Regions from separate parts of the Homo sapiens genome. Here region 2 is linked to region 1. Evidence: read pairs that join two places in POLR2A ChIA-PET (ENCODE). Cell type or tissue: CD4-positive, alpha-beta T cell. All regions are shown on one strand.

What was found. ChIA-PET counts read pairs that join two places held together with the same protein. Peaks named below come from ENCODE experiments on the same cell type or tissue, not always from the same donor. Only the 100,000 strongest peaks of a DNase experiment are listed, where the experiment ranks them.
Region 2: POLR2A ChIA-PET joins it to region 1 with 16 read pairs; 27 of 35 experiments call an interaction of 5 or more read pairs at or near these places.

Annotation. Positions count from the first base shown.
Region 1 is chr5:43,005,312-43,013,311 of GRCh38, reverse strand. No RefSeq gene overlaps it. Among named protein-coding and RNA genes, the nearest start is that of FLJ32255, 16 kb to the right of the region's middle. RefSeq lists enhancers at 2,627-3,127, 5,596-5,645, 5,131-5,983 and a silencer at 5,066-5,155. In CD4-positive, alpha-beta T cell, a CTCF peak has its summit at 2,476; DNase peaks (open chromatin) are centred at 3,871, 4,591, 5,041, 5,561 and 1 weaker place; H3K4me3 peaks cover 4,024 bases; H3K27ac peaks cover 4,849 bases.
Region 2 is chr5:43,057,404-43,065,403 of GRCh38, reverse strand. All of the region lies in intron 2 of ANXA2R-OT1 (ANXA2R overlapping transcript 1), which reads left to right. LOC100132356 (a long non-coding RNA gene) reads left to right here. Exons shown (of 1, transcript NR_034127.1): 1 at 1-217. Among named protein-coding and RNA genes, the nearest start is that of ANXA2R-OT1, 6.0 kb to the left of the region's middle. RefSeq lists a silencer at 6,903-7,197. In CD4-positive, alpha-beta T cell, CTCF peaks have their summits at 140 and 340; DNase peaks (open chromatin) are centred at 403 and 1,433; H3K4me3 peaks cover 1,148 bases; H3K27ac peaks cover 1,481 bases.

The sequences.
Region 1 (8,000 bases):
CAAGACCCCACTCAGAGGACTAAGCTCAAATCTAATAAGATGTGTAGGCTTGGGGCCAGTGGGGCGAGGGGATATCCACAGGAGGGCCAATCGAACAAGGCCTCAGACTCATGAGCCTCAAATGTAGATGTTAGATTTTTCCTCCAATTGAGATTATACATACAGCCACAGAGCTTCATGGATGCAAATGAAAATGGTCATGTCTCAACTTTTAAACTGTGCTCAATTAGAGGAACTCATTGCCTATGGCATAGTGTCATGTAATAAAATGGTTTTTTTGTTGTCTAATCTTGTAGTTAGTACAGTGATAGTACATTGGGTTTTTGTGTTAAAAGAAGTCATTTGTTATCCCAGCACTTTGGGAGGCCGAGGCAGGCAGATCACCTGAGGTCAGGAGTTCAAGACCAGCCTGACCAACATGATGAGACCCCATCTCTACTGAATTAGCCAGGCATGGTGGCGCATGCCTGTAATCCCAGTTACTCGGGAGGCTCAGGCAGGAGAATCGCTTGAATCGGGAGGCAGCGATTGCCGTGAGCCAAAATTGCGCCACTGCAGTCCAGCTTGGGCAACAAGAGCAAAACTCTGTCTCAAAAAAAAAAAAAAAAAAAAAAGGCTGGGCGCGGTGGCTCACGCCTGTAATCCCAGCACTTTGGGAGGCCGAGGCGAGCAGATCACAAGGTCAGGAGATCGAGACCATCCTGGCCAACACGGTGAAACCCCATCTCTATTAAAAATGCAAAAAAATTAGCCGGGCATGTTGGCGGGCGCCTGTAGTCCCAGCTACTTGGGAGGCTGAGGCAGGAGAAAGGTGTGAACCTGGGAGGCGGAGGTTGCAGTGAGCTGAGATCCCGCCACTGCACCCCAGCCTGGGCAACAGAGCAAGACTCCATCTCCCCCACCCAAAAAAACATCTTTAAAATTTAGCTTTTAAAACACATTTAGTTATTATTTTACTGTGTTTATTCTTCGTGGTTAGGCACATTTATGCCTTTTTGTTTCCTCCCTTGAGTTGTGGGCCTGGACTCCTAAAACCTCCATTTCTAAATTTGCCTTACCAACAGGGTCACAATGGTAGGCAGGCTTAGTGGGACATGAGGCAATAAAAAGATGAACAGTCATTCTGGTTATGGCTTGGCAGTGGGATGGCAGCACATTAGCTTGGCTCTCACGGTGTGGGCTGCTTTGGTTTCTTTTCCTAACTGAACTCTGACAGGTAGAGTCCTCATGTCCAGGAATAATTCCAGAAAACAATAAAAAAAAAAAATTGGTTTTCAGACCAGGACACAAACATAACCATAGTAGATGAGGGCTCACTCATTTACTAAACTTGAATGTGGTTATTACTTCATTGCTATTGTAAACCAAAAATAAAATTTGAAGCCCCCTGCCACCAACATCTGAATGGACCCCTCTTCTCCGCCAAGGGCATTCCAAAGTTAGACTGAAAAAGTAGTTTCAAGCCATGCTGGGAAGGGGGAGTCAGACATGCCTCATTATATTCTCCTCTCTTTTAAAATTATTGATAGAACAGACTCTTTAAGTCTGGTTAGAAACATTTACAATCTATCTCTCTGAAGTCTTCCACCTGGAGGCTTCATCTGCGACACCTTTGTCTCTGGAACACCTTATGGCAACCCAGGCATTCCTTTCTAGAGATAATAGTTATTGCAACAAATTGCCAATCATAAAATTTTTGAACCTCTCCAACTTGAAAGATCATGCTTCCAGTTGTACTGCCTTTCTGGACTGAACCAATGTACAACACCTTAAATGTATTGATCTCATGACTTCCTAAAATATATATAAACCAAGTTGTGCACTGACCACCTGAAGCACATGTTCTCAGGATCTCCTGATGGCTGTTTCATGGGCTAATGGTCACTCACATTTGGTTCACAATAAATCTCATCAACTATTTTACAGAATTTGACCCTGTGTCTGCTGGACCTCCCAGAAGAGCAGCAGCACATGTGCTGATTTCTTTGGGTTTCAAAATTGACAACAGTCAATGGAAAACTGGATTCCAAATTCTACCAGAGAATACTGTGCCAGGTGCTTTCAGTGGGACCCTTGCTGTCTCTGGGATTTCAAGTGCTATTACAATGGTCTCCCCCAGGGCACATTAAAGGACTGGTGAGATCCCTAACTGGCATGGCTCCAGAAGTGATGTGGAAGTTAGGAAACTCAGGCAGTCATTGATTTCCCAGCCCCACTGACGCTTTTCCTCTATCTCCTGGCTGAGAAAAGAAGACCAGGAAGAGCCGTGAGGGACTTCCAGGGTGGCATGTGGCTGTCTCCAGCACACGTACATAACCTGGATTATATCTGTAACAAGCTATGCTGATGGATCAGCAGGTTAACCCAAGCTGAAAAAAGCAGTCAAGCACTTCCTTTGGTGTGTGAGGCAGAAACCAGGACATCTGCTGGTCCACCAGGGGACAAAAATCAATCCTATTTCACCAATGTGTCTCCTCCGTGTGGGGAGTATAGGGCATTGAAGGTGGATGAGAATCACCATCCACCTTCTGCTGCACAGGAAAGACAAGGGAAGACTCCAGGGAAGACAGAGGAGGAAAACGTCGAGCAGCCCCAGGTGGATGTGTCTGTGTGTGTGTGTGTGTGTGTGTGTGTGTGTGTGTGTGTACCTTGACAGTGGGTAGAGGAAGGGAGAGGAGGGTTGAGGTCTTCCCACTAGAGGAGTGAAATGAGCAGAACTGAGAAAAGAGGTCAGAGAAAAGAAAGAGGAACCTACAAGCCACCACAGAATTTTCTTTCCCCAGAGAATGGTCTCTTGCCCGACTAGGGGCTGGGTATCCTTGTGAAGTCACCGGAGGTTTTCAAGGGGTGGGCTTCCTGGCTTCAGTAGACTCAAGGTCCCTAAGGTCCAGTTAGGATAGGCGCCTGGGAGGGCTCCCGAGTTGGAATAAGAGTCGGAAGAACTGACAGGGCTGGGGGCGCACTAAGCACACTCTACTCCTGAGAGGTGAGGGTGGGGATGTTGGAGGGAAAAAGGGCTGCTTTTTCCTGCCTGCAGGCTTCAGATTCACAGGGGATGTGAGGAGAGGGCGGAGGAGGAGGAAGCAGCGGCTGTTTATGCTGGGAAGATGGCTCAGTTGAGAAGTGAGGCAGATGTGGCCTCAGAGGGTCTGGCGGATGGCTGCCGGGATCACCGGGGGCTGGACTTTGAGATGTCCAGGACGAAGTGTTGCCCTTTCAGTGCTGCCCTCCCTGTGTCTGCTGGAACTGTTGGAGCCGCAGTGCAGCCTAATTTTGACTTCAGGTAAAATAATTCAATATACTGAGGCCCAGGGGGAACAAAGCAAGGTCTACTCCATATCTCTGAACAGCTGGTGTCTTTCAGTGCCTAAACTCAATCAGAATCCTGGGAGCAAAAGTAGCTCTCCAGTGCAGTCCATGCAGGTTACTTCTTGCAACATAGAGGTGACTGAAGCATGGTAAGCAGATCTAGAAAGGCAAACATCTCTAGCAGATCTAGAGAGGCTAGCCAATGTTAGCTAGCAGTGTCTTTATGTTGATAAACCTATTCAGAATGTTAACTTTGTTTGTTGGTTTGTTTGTCCATTTTTGTCTCCCAGGCTGGAGTGCAGTGGTGCGATCTCGGCTCACTGCAACCTCCAGTAATTCTCCCGCCTCAGTCTTTCCAGCAGCTGGGATTACAGGCTCCCCATCGCCACACCCAGAATTTTTTGTAGAGACGGGGTTTCGCCATGTTGCCCGGGCTGCTCTCAAACTCCCGATTTCTTAGTCTGACCAAGTCAGGGTTTAGCTATTTCTTAGCGTAGCAAGTTGAGATTTATTCCAGTTTCGATTTCTAGTTGTAACAATGCTGGCTTTAACCGTGCCTACGTAGTCGTTGCAAGTTCCTGTTTTGTAATAGGAACCCCCATTATAGCCGTTCGTACGGTTTTTAAGTCTTGTAGAAATCTGGGTACTGGAGAATGTAATTAAAAAAAAAATTTAGCAGTGCCTGAAATCTTTTAGTCATACCAAGTGTGATTTCACAATAGAGATTCTCGCCCTGGCTGTGCTTGTGATTTTTCACTCATGCAGAAGTTGAGGTGTCTAGGCTACAGGAACTTTTTGGTGTCGCAAATACCGGTTTAGCCATGGCTGTTTCTTCTTAATCCGAGGAATTTTCGAATAGGCGCAAGAGGCACAGGTTTAGTGCTAATACAAATATAGCCGTAGGATCGCATCGTTCAACACTGCAATTTCTTTGTAGGGTTATTTGTATGTTTTGTATACTCAAAAAAATTTTTTTTGATGTGTCTTTTTCTGGGAGCGAGGTTACTGGTGTATTTTATTTTCATTTCTGTTTGCTTTAAAAATTTATTTTATTTTTTATGTAAATGTTATGTATTTTATTTTTTCTTACCCACTGCCTTCCCCAGGAGAGTAAATGTGGCATAATTTCTTCTACTGATTTTGAGTATCATGTCTCAGCTTCCTACTAACTAGCTTTCTCCCGTGAGTCGGGGAGCAGAGCTGGTGCCTGGTCTCTAGGGTTCTCTTCCGCGGCTCTGTGCCTATGTCGAGCCAGCAGTTTCGCATCAGCACTTTCGCCAATAGCGGAGACTCAGTGTTTTCTCGGCTGCTGCACCGCTGGAAGCGCTGAACACAACAGAACGTTTCGGCGGGGCGCTGTGGCTCACGCCTGTAATCCTAGCACTTAGGGAGGCTGAGGCGGGTGGATCACTCGAGGTCAGAAGTTCGAGACCAGCCTGGCCAGCGGGTGAAACCCCGTCTGTACTAAAAATACAATAATTAGCTGGCCGTGGTGGCGCGTGCCTGCAATCCCAGTTACTCGGGAGGCTGAGGCAGTATGCTTGAACCCAGGTGGCGGAGGTTGCAATGAGACGAGATTGCGCCACTGAACTCCAGCCTGGGTGACAGAGCGAGGCTCCTTCTCAAAAACAAAACAACCCAGAACGTTTCTTGTTCACAAGACTCAGAAGTGCTTTGTGGTAACGCTTCCCCTCTCCTAGCGCCGCCACTTTCCCCGGGCTGGCTGTCTCACGGTCTCAGCCCAGTGATTGGCCGAGGAGGCGCTCTTTCAGCACTTTCGCTGGAAGGGCTTGGGCTCGGTTTTTCTGCCACAGGCGTTTCATTGGGTAGGTGCTTTCTCGGTGGAAGCACTGTACAACCTTCCAAGCCTCGATATTTCTCAGAGACGACGATTTCTTAGTGGCAATACCTTAACTGCACCAAAAACTAAAGTTTGCCGCTGGGTACTCCGCTAGTCGTTCAGTGTCCGCATTTGCTATTGATGCAGGATTTTTGCTTCTAAGCTCAGCTATATCCGGGTCCTTGTCTCACGATCAGGAGGAAGTGGGCACGCGGATATCGAAGAGTGAGTGGAGTAGAATTTATTAAGCGTAAACGAAAGCTCTCATAAAAAACAAGGGTCCTGAAAGCAGGTTGCCGGTTGCTCCTTAACGGCTGAATACAAAGGCTTTTATATGAAAGCTAAGGAGGCTGGGTTCCCTGTTTGTATAAGGCGAGAATCCCGGGTGGCTCCATCCCATTCCCCCAGTGCGCATGCGCGCTCTTAATCCGCAGCAGGCATGCTTAGGCAAGTCCCTTGTGCAAGTTCCCTTATCTGCACAAAACACCAGTCGGAGGTTCTCTGGGGACCCTTCCCTTACAGTCTCCCTAAAGCTGGCTAACTCCTTTCACTATGTCCCAGTATCCCTGGTTCCTCGGACTGGCACTTTCTGAGTCATAGCACCGCTCATTCGTCCGAGCAGAATTGATCTCGGTGGCAGCACCTCTGGTGGGTCAAGCCTGCAGCTTCTCCTGAGCAGTTTCGTTAGTTTTTGGGTCCTAGAACCGCTAGTGGTACCATAGCGGCTCTTCATGGGTTGCAGGACGTTTGCCAACTCCACCCCACGCTGCCTGCCTAGGTTCGGCTACGGGGCAAAAAGAACAGACTCCTGCAAAGGAAGAACCCCGAGGGTTGGATATTTAGGAAAGACGTCCTTTGCAGTGCCACGTCCGCGGATGCTGCACTTGGCTTTCTCCTCCCTCCTGGGGAAGAATTGATGTTTACTTCTCCCCACTCTCCGGGCCGCATTATCCAGGGATTTCGGGGACTAGATTACCTGAGATTTTAGCGCTTCTACTGGATCATCCTTTTGGAAATAATTATCACTTACAATAATGTCTATCCGGGCCGGGTGCGGTGGCTCACACCTGTAATCCCAGCACTTTGGAAGGCCGAGGAGGGTGGATCACGAGGTCAGGAGATCGAGACCACCCTGGCCAACATGGTGAAACCTCGTCTCTACTAACAGTACAAAAATTAGCCGGGCGTGGTGGCGCGCGCCTGTAGTCCGAGCTACTTGGGAGGTTAAGGCAGGAGAATAGCTTGAACCGGGAGGACTGCAGTGAGCCGAGATCCTGCCACTGCACTCCAGCCTGGCAACAGAGCAAGACTCCGTCTCAATAATAATAATAATAATAATGTCTATCCATGTTCTTTAAAAAAGTTTGCCTTCACTATTCTTTATCAACGTTTGGTTGTCTTTCTCAATAAAATAATAGAGAAACATCAAATGCCTTTTGTTTCTTTTGTTTTGTTTGGTTGTTGTTGTTTTAGGATCAAGACCAAGTCAGAGGTCTGTTGCTGGGTAAGGAGTGCAGGTAGGAAAGAAGCCAGGACTCCTCCCACTTACATTCCTTGATTCCTCAACCCAAGCACATACTTGGTAGGACTGTCTTTGGCCAAAAGCTTTTATCTTTCCAAGTTCTTCCTGGGCTCTGACAAGTGCCTGGGAAGTGGTACAGTAGTCCCCAGCTCTACAAATTGCTGTTCTGGAGGGTGGGTTGGCAGAAATGTTGGCTAGTTGAAATGTGAGTGGGGCAGCTTAGGTAGGCAATGATTACCTAAAGACTGTAAAGCCAAGGCGACTAGACCTGTATACCTTGGTGGTGAAGACCTAGGAAACCAGGTCTCCATCACTTATACACTATAAGGTGTAACATTTCAGAAGTAAACTGAAATCTTATGCTTCATATTCCTTTTCAGTAAACTCAGTGGCATATTACACTAATCATGGTGTCCACTTTTTTCCTGAGTTATATACTATTGAAAGATCTTAGAACACTCTAGCACAATGTAAATGTTCATTATATATTAATTACAATTACTTTACATAACTGTTCTTTTTCAGTGATTTTTTTTATACCTCAAATCACCAAACACAAGCCTGAATCCACTAAAATGTCCTTTCTAACACCCTCATTTTGAGACAGCTCGTGGTTCTCTATGATAAGTTCTTGGGTGAGGAGTAACAAATCTAGTTTCTTCAACTGCAAACTCAGTTTCTGATGGTCTTTGGCTAAAGCATATTCACACATACGAGGAATTGATGAAAATGACATCTAGCAGGGACGTTAATGGTTCTTAAATACTTTGGGTTCATTTCTGATTGGCCTTTATTTCTAATAAAGGTATCTGAGGCTGGGCGCAGTGGCTCACACCTGTAATCGCAGCACTTTAGGAGGCCGAGGCGGGTGGATCATTTGAGGTCAGGAGTTCAAGAGCAGCCTGGCCAACATGGTGAAACCCCGCCTCTACTAAAAATACAAAAAATTATCCGGGCGCGGCGGCGGGAGCCTGTAGTCCCAGCTACTCCGGAGGCTGAGGCAGGAGAATGGCGTGAACCCGGGAGGCGGAGCTTGCAGTGAGCCGAGAGATCGCGCCACTGCACTCCAGCCTGGGCGACAGAGCGAGACTCCATCTCAAAAAATAATAATAATAAAATAAATAAATAAATAAATAAAATAAAAATTAGCCAGGCGTGGCGGCGCTTGCCTGTAATTTCAACTACTCGGGAGACTGAGTCAGGAGAATCACTTGAGCCTGGGAGGTGGAGGTAGGTTGCGGTGAGCCGAGATTGCACCACTGCACTCCAGTCTGGGTGACAGAACGAGGCCCTGTCTAAAAAAAAAGTATCTGAGAAAGGCAAGAAAGA
Region 2 (8,000 bases), 52 kb before region 1:
CTTTCTGTTTGTAGGATGCTTTGTATGTTTTGTATACTCAAAAAAAAAAATTTTTTTTTGGTGTATCTTGTTCTGGCAGCGAGGTTATCAGTGTATTTTGTTTTAATTTCTATTTGCTTTTAAATTTTTAATTATTTTTTAATTTAAATGTTACGGTATTTTTTTCTTACCCACTGTCTTCCCCGGTAGAATAAATGTGGCGTATTTCTTCTACTGATTTTCAGTGTCACGTCTCAGGTTCTTTCTAACTTGCCTTCTCCCGTGAGCACTGAAGGCGAGCTAGTTCCCCGCCGCTAGGGTTCTCTTCCGCGGCTCTGCTCTTACGCCGAGCCAGCGGTTTCGCATCCGCACTTTCGCCACTAGGGGCGACTCCGTGTTTTCTCGGTTGCCGCGCTCTTGGTAGCGCTGAACAAAACAACATTCCTTGTTCACAAGACTCACATGTTCTTTGTGGTATCGCTTCCTGTGTCCTAGCACGGCTACTTTCCCCGGGCTGGCTGTCTCACTGTCTCAGCACCGTGATTGGGCAAGACTGCTGGCAGGGCTTGGCCTCGGTTTTTCTGTCACAGGCGTATTTCACTGGGTAGGCGCTTTCTCGGTGGAAGCACCCTACAACCTTCCAACCACCGATATTTCTCAGAGACGAGTTTCTTAGTAGCAATGCCTTAACTGCGCCAAAAATAAAGTTTGCCACAGGACACACCGCTATTCAGTGTGACACTTGATATTGATGCAGGATTTTGGCTCCTCAGCTCAGCTAAGTCCAGGTTGTTGTTGTTGTTGTTGTTTGGAGACGGAGTCTCGCTCTGTCGCCCAGGCTGGAGTGCAATGGCGCCATCACTGCTCACTGCAGCCTCCGCCTCTCAGGTTCAAGCGATTCTCCTGTCTCAGCTTCCTGAGTAGCTGGGATTACAGGCACACGCCACCACTGCCACCTAATTTTTGTATTTTTCGTAGAGACAGGGTTTCACTATGTTGGCCAGGCTGGTCTTGAACTCCTGACCTCAGGTAATCCACCCACCTCGGCCTCCCAAAGTGCTGGGATTACAGGCGTGAGCCATCGCGCCCGGCTAAGTTCAGGTTTTTGTTTCACCATCATGAAGAAATGGGCACGCAGATATCGAAGAGTGAGTGCAGTAGAATTTACTAAGCGAAAAGGAAAGCTCACAGCAAAAAGAGGGGTCCTGAGAACAGGTTTCTGGTTGCCCCCTTAATATTTAAATACAAGGGCTTTTATTTAAAAGCTGATGGGGCTAGGTTCCCTGTTTGTATAAGGCGCAAATTCCTGGTGGCTCCACCCCCATTGCCCCAGTGCATATGCGGGCCCTTAGTCAGCAAGGGCACATTTAGGCCAGGCGCCTGTGCAAGTTCTTTTATTCCGGAGGTTCTCTGGGGACCCTTCCCTTACTGTGTGCCTAAAGCAAGCTGGCTGACTCCTTTTCCTGTGTCCCAGTACCCCTGGTTCCTCAGACTGTAACTTTCTCAGTTGCAGCACCGCTCACTTGTCAAAGCAGGATTGACCTCCGTGGCAGCACCGCTGGTGGGTCCAGCCCGCAGCTTCTCCTAAACAGTTTCGCTAGTTTCTGGGTCCTAGCACTGCTAGTGGTACCATAGCGGCTCTTCATGGGTCGTGGACTTGCAGGATGTTTGCCAACTCCATCCCACGCTGCCTCCCTAGGTTCAGCAGCCGGCCAAAAGGAACAGACTCCTGCAAAGGAACAACCTCGAGGGCTGGATATTTAGGAGCCACATTTATAGGGGCTTTTCTTTCTTTAAAAAAAAACACAACCGGCCATTAGAAGCATGACACTGAGTAATAGATAAGTCCTAATCATAGTCCTTAAGACATGTTTTCATAACTGGTATATGCACTTATATTTGTTTATCCACTTGTTTATAATAATGCATTAAACCCTAAAATTGACACACTAATTTTCAACAGTTATTATTTCAGAGATGCATGGTATCCATTTCCTGTTGTTCAATTTCTCTCCTTCCATCCGCCTTTACATTTCTATTTTTAAAATGTTAATTTTTTCCAAATTCCATCCTGCCACCTTTCTTTTCTTTTCTTTCTTTCTCTCTCTTTCTTTTTCCTTCCTTCCTTCCTTCCTTCCTTCCTTCCTTCCTTCCTTCCTTCCTTCCTTCCTTCCTTCCTTCCTTCCTTCCTTCCTTCCTTCCTTCCTTCCTTCCTTCCTTCCTTCCTTCCTTCCTTCCTTCCTTCCTTCCTTCCTTCCTTCCTTTCTTTTCGACGGAGTTTTACTCCTGTTGTCCAGGCTGGAGTACAATGGCGAGATCTCGGCTCACTGCAACCTCCGCCCCACCCCCTCCCCGGGTTCAAGCAATTCTCCTGCCTGGGACTACAGACGCGGGCCACCATGCCCGGCTAATTTTGTATTTTTAGTAGAGACGGGGTTTCTCCATGTTGGTCAGGCTGGTCTCGAACTCCTGACCTGAGGCGATCGGCCCGCCTCGGCCTCCCAAAGTGCTGGGATTACAGGCGTGAACCACCGCGCCCAGCCCATCCTGCCTTTTTTTTTTTTTTTTTTTTTTTTTTTGAGCCAGAGTCTCGCTGTTTCCCAGGCTGGAGTGCAGTGGCGCGATCTCCGCTCACTGCAAGCTCCGCCTCCCGTGTTCACGCCAATCTCCTGCCTCAGCCTCCCGAGTAGCTGGGACTACAGGTGCCCGCCAACACGCCCGGCTAATTTTTTTTTTTTTTTTTTTTTTTGTATTTTTAGTAGAGACAGGGTTTCACCGTGTTAGCCAGGATGGTCTCGATCTCCTGACCTCGTGATCCGTCTGCCTCAGCCTCCCAAAGTGCTGGGATTATAGGCATGAGCCACCGTGCCCGGCCCCATCCTGCCTTCTAAAACCATCTCGTCATATTCTCAAATCTTTCTGACCCTGTATGCTATATTTTCTGATATCCTTTTAAATTTTCTTACCTTTTCCTGTTATTTCCTTTTTATGCAATTCTTCTTTATAGAATTGTAGAGTTTAGCAGTTTTCTCATTTTGCTTTTGTTGCACCTGATTTTTAAATTTTCCTTTCCTTTAAGATTGATTTATTTCCAGCAATCGGATTCCATGGTGCCCTCAAAGCCCTCATCTCTATGGCTAACATAGGAGATGAAAGCTCAGTTCCCACAATACCCAAACACCAGCCACTAGAAGAATCAATGAAGAGAGGGAGAGAAAGAAAAGCAGAGTGTTAGACTTCAGAATAAGAAGTGAGAATGGTCACATGGGAAGCCTGCTTCATATCCAAATCCTAAAAACACTTTCCAATTCCACTTTGACAATTTATTGCCATTTTCTTATACTGATAATTGGTATTTAATTAATCTAACAAGAAGTACAAGGCAAAGACAGTTTTATTCCCACGTTCCATTCAGATTATAGCACCTAAGCTCCTTTATATTCAAATTCAGAACTGTCACTGTGTGAAAAAAAAAAAAAAAAAGTCTTCATAGCTAGACCAAATTAATGCCAACACCAAGTTTCTGGGTTTTAGTTTCTGACATCTAAGGTGACAGAAAAGTTTCAAAGTCCAAAGGGTGATTGCTACTGCATGTTTTTTTTATCACTTTCTGAAGACAACCATTTTTCTGTGCCTGACACACTGCATGTTGAAGCTATGAGGATGCATAAATCTTTTTCCTGGGATACCTGCAGCTTGAAGGAGTGAGTCTCAGATGCTGCAGGCCCGGAGCTGGGTAGAGATTGTGAGAGAATAGCCTCCTTGGGCCAAGTATGCACCGGTGATGTACTTGAGCCTTCAGTGTTGCTAGATCTTGAAGTTTTGCTGAATATTTGGTTTTGCTGGATCCAATCCATGTGGATTTTTGAGGTGGGCGGGCCCCACATTGGCAGAATTATGCAACTGCCTGAGAATGCCTGACCTGGAGCTGATGCCCTGAAATGCCATGGTTGTCAATTCAAAAGGCACAGGGCTGGGGGTCTTCCTCATGGCTCCCTAAATTTAATTTCCACCTCCACCCTGTAAACGTAAACTTCAGACCATTGAAGGAATATTTATTGATGGTTGTTCTCTGCTCTCAGCAGGGAGGCCAAGCTCAGTTTCAAGAGAATCCCAGGACAGTGGAGCACTGTCCCTTCCCACCCTGGTGATATCCATAGCTATTCAAAGGCTCCCTGGAGTTCAGCCTCCAGCTCTGATCTGGGTCCCAGTCCCTTTCATGCCCCTGCCCACCTGTATGTGTTTCCAATCCTGACTCCACCAACCTCAAATCTATTTCACAAGTGGAGAATACAGAAGAATGCTTTAATCCTCATGTACAAAGAACTATGAATTCTAAGAAGATCTAAAAGTAGAGTTCCTTAGCACATTGTTGATTATGCAGATAGAATTTTTCCAATTGAAAAACCTTGAAGGCGTTCAGAAGATGAAGAACAAAATATGGAAGGATGTCTACTGCAGAGACTTCCAGCTCAAGGCAGGGCACAGTCCTATGAAGGTTCCCCAAGAACAGCATGAGTGCTCCCACTGAGGTGCATGGGCTTCTTCTAGGGCATTGTTATAAAGGAGTGGTGCCATGAACCATGACCAAGACCGGGGTTCCTTTCTTTTCTGGGTTCCAGTCTGTCCTAAGCCTTAGTTTTCAGCAATTTCTTGTGGGCAGCCTGGGCTCTGCTCTAGGCATCTATCTGTCCAGCTTCACAGGTTGGCATGTCCTGGCTGGGTCATGGCCCATTGTGTTGTGTTGTCTATAGGATGCACTTATTTTTCTTTTTACTTTTTTTTTTGTTTATAGGCTATTTATTGAGAAGTTGTTTTCTAAAATGCTACTTTCTTTTTAAAATTTTTTTATTATACTTTTAAGTTCGAGTGTACATGTGCACAATGTGCAGGTTTGTTACATACATATACATGTGCCAAGTTGGTGTGCTGCACCCATTAACTCATCATTTACATTAGATATTCCTCCCAATGTTATCCCTCCTCCCTCCCCCCACCCCATGACAGGCCTGGGTGTGTGATATTCCCTACCCTGTGTCCAAGTGTTCTCATTGTTCAATTCCCACCTATGAGTGAGAGCGTGTAGTGTTTGGTTTTCTGTCCTTGTGGTAGTTTGCTCAGAATGATGGTTTCCAGTTTCATCCATGTCCCTGCAAAGGACATGAACTCATCCTTTTTTATGGCTGCATAGTATTCCATGGTGTATATGTGCCACATTTCCTTAATCCAGTCTATCATTGATGGACATTTGGGTTGGTTACAAGTCTTTGCTATTGTAAATAGTGCTGCAGTAAACATACATGTGCATGTGTCTTTATAGTAACATGATTTATAATCCTTTGGGTATATACCCCGTAATGGGATGGCTGGATCAAATGGTATTTCTAGTTCCAGATCCTTGAGGAATCACCACACTGTCTTCCGCAATGGTTGAACCAATTCACACTCCCATCAACAGTGTAAGAGTGTTCCTGTTTCTCCACATCCTCTCCAGCATCTGTTGTTTCATGACTTTTTAATGATCGTCATTCTAACTGGTGTGAGATGGTATCTCATTGTGGTTTTGATTTGCATTTCTCTGATGACCAGTGATGATGAGCATTTCTTCATGTGTCTGTTGGCTGCATAAATGTCTTCTTTTGAGAAGTGTCTGTTCATATCCTTTGCCCACTTTGTGATGGGGTTGTTTGATTTTTTCTTGTAAACTTGTTTAAGTTCTTTGTAGATTCTGGATATTAGCCCTTTGTCAGATGGGTAGATTGCAAAAATTTTCTCCCATTCTGTAGGTTGCCTCTTCACTCTGATGGTGGTTTCTTTTGCTGTGCAGAAGCTCTTTAGTTTAATTAGATCCCATTTGTCAATTTTGGCTTTTGTTGCCATTGCTTTTGGTGTTTTAGTCATGAAGTCATTGCCCATGCTTGTGTCCTGAATGGTATTGCCTAGGTTTTCTTCTAGGGTTTTTATGGTTTTTAGGTCTAATATTTAAGTCTTTAATCCATCTTGAATTAATTTTTGTATAAGGTGTAAGGAAAGGATCCAGTTTTAGCTTTCTACATATGGCTAGCCAGTTTTCCCAGCACTATTTATTAAATAGGGAATCCTTTCCCCATTTCTTGTTTTTGTCAGGTTTGTCAAAGATCAGATGGTTGTAGATGTATGGTATTATTTCTGAGGGCTCTGTTCTCTTCCATTGGTTTATCTCTCTGTTTTGGTACCAGTACCATGCTGTTTTGGTTACTGTAGCCTTGTAGTATCCTTTGAAGTCAGGTAGCATGATGCCTCCAGTTTTGTTCTTTTTGCTTAGGATTGTCTTTGAAGGGGGCCAGCCCCTCCACACCTGTGGGTATTTCTCATCAGGTGTGATGAGAGACTGAGAAAAGAAATAAGACACAGAGACAAAGTATAGAGAAAGAACAGTGGGCCCAGAGGACCAGCGCTCAGCATATGGAGGACCCGCACCGGCTCTGGTCTCTGAGTTCCCTCAGTATTTATTGATCACTATCTCTACTATCTTGGTGAGGGGGATGTGGCAGGGTGGGGAGAGGGTCAGCAGGAAAACATGTGAACAAAGGACTCTGTGTCATAAATAAGTTTAAGGAAAGGTGCTGTGCCTCGATGTGCTTGTAGGCCAGATTTATGTTTGACTTTACACAAACATCTCAGTGCAGTAAAGAGCAGTATTGTCGCCAGCATGTCTCACCTCCAGCCATAAGGCAGTTTTCTCCCATCTCAGTAAATAGAATGTACGTTCGGGTTTTACACCAAGACATTCCATTCCCGGGGACGAGCAGGAGACAGATGCCTTCCTCTTATCTCAACTGCAAAGAGGCCTTCCTCTTTCACTAATCCTCCTCAGCACAGACCCTTTATGGGTATCGGGCTGGGGGACGGTAAGGTCTTTCCCTTCCCACGAGGCCATGTCTCAGGCTGTCTCAGTGGGGAGAAACCTTGGACAATACCCAGGCGTTCTTGGGCAGAGGTCCCTGTGGCCTTCGACAGTGCATTGTGTCCCTGGGTACTTGAGACCAGAGAAGGGTGATGACTTTTACCAAGCATACTGCGTGCAAACACATTTTTAACAAAGCACATCCTGCACAGCCCTATATCCATTAAACCTTGAGTCAACACAGCAAATATTTCTGTGACCACAGGGTTGGGGCTAGCGTTACAGATTAATAGCATCTCAAGGCAGAAGAATTTTTCTTACTACAGAACAAAATGGAGTTTCTTATGTCTTCTTCTTTCTGCATAGACACAGTAACAGCCTGATCTCTCTTTATTTCCCCCACAGTCTTGGCAATGTGGGCTCTTTTTTGGTTCCATGTGAACTTTAAAGTAGCTTTTTCCAATTCTGTGAAGACAGTCATTGGTAGCTTGATGGGGATGGCATTAAATCTATAAATTACCGGCCGGGCGCGGTGGCTCATGCCTGTAATCCCAGCACTTTGGGAGGCTGAGGTGGGCGGATCACGAGGTCAGGAGATCCAGACCATCCTGGTTAACATGGTGAAACCCTGTCTCTACTAAAAAAATACAAAAAATTAGCCGGGCATTGTGGTGGGTGCCTGTAGTCCTAGCCACTTGGGAGGCTGAGGCAGGAGAATGGCATGAACCCGGGAGGCGGAGCTTGCAGTGAGCCAAGATCAAGCCACTGCACTCTAGCCTGGGCAACAGAGCGAGACTCCGTCTCAAAAAATAAAAAAAAAAAATCTATAAATTACCTTGGGCAGTATGCCCATTTTCACAATACTGATTCTTCCTATCGATGAGCATGGAATGTTCTTCCATTTGTTTGTGTCCTCTTTTATTTCATTGAGCAGTGGTTTGTAGTTCTCCTTGAAGAGGTCCTTCACATCCCTTGTAAGTTGGATTCCTAGGTATTTTATTCTCTTTGAAGCAATTGTGAATGGGAGTTCACTCAGTATTTGGCTCTCTGTTTGTTATTGTTGTATAGGAATGCTTGTGATTTTTGCACATTGATTTTGTATCCTGAGACTTTGCTGAAGTTGCTTATCAGCTTA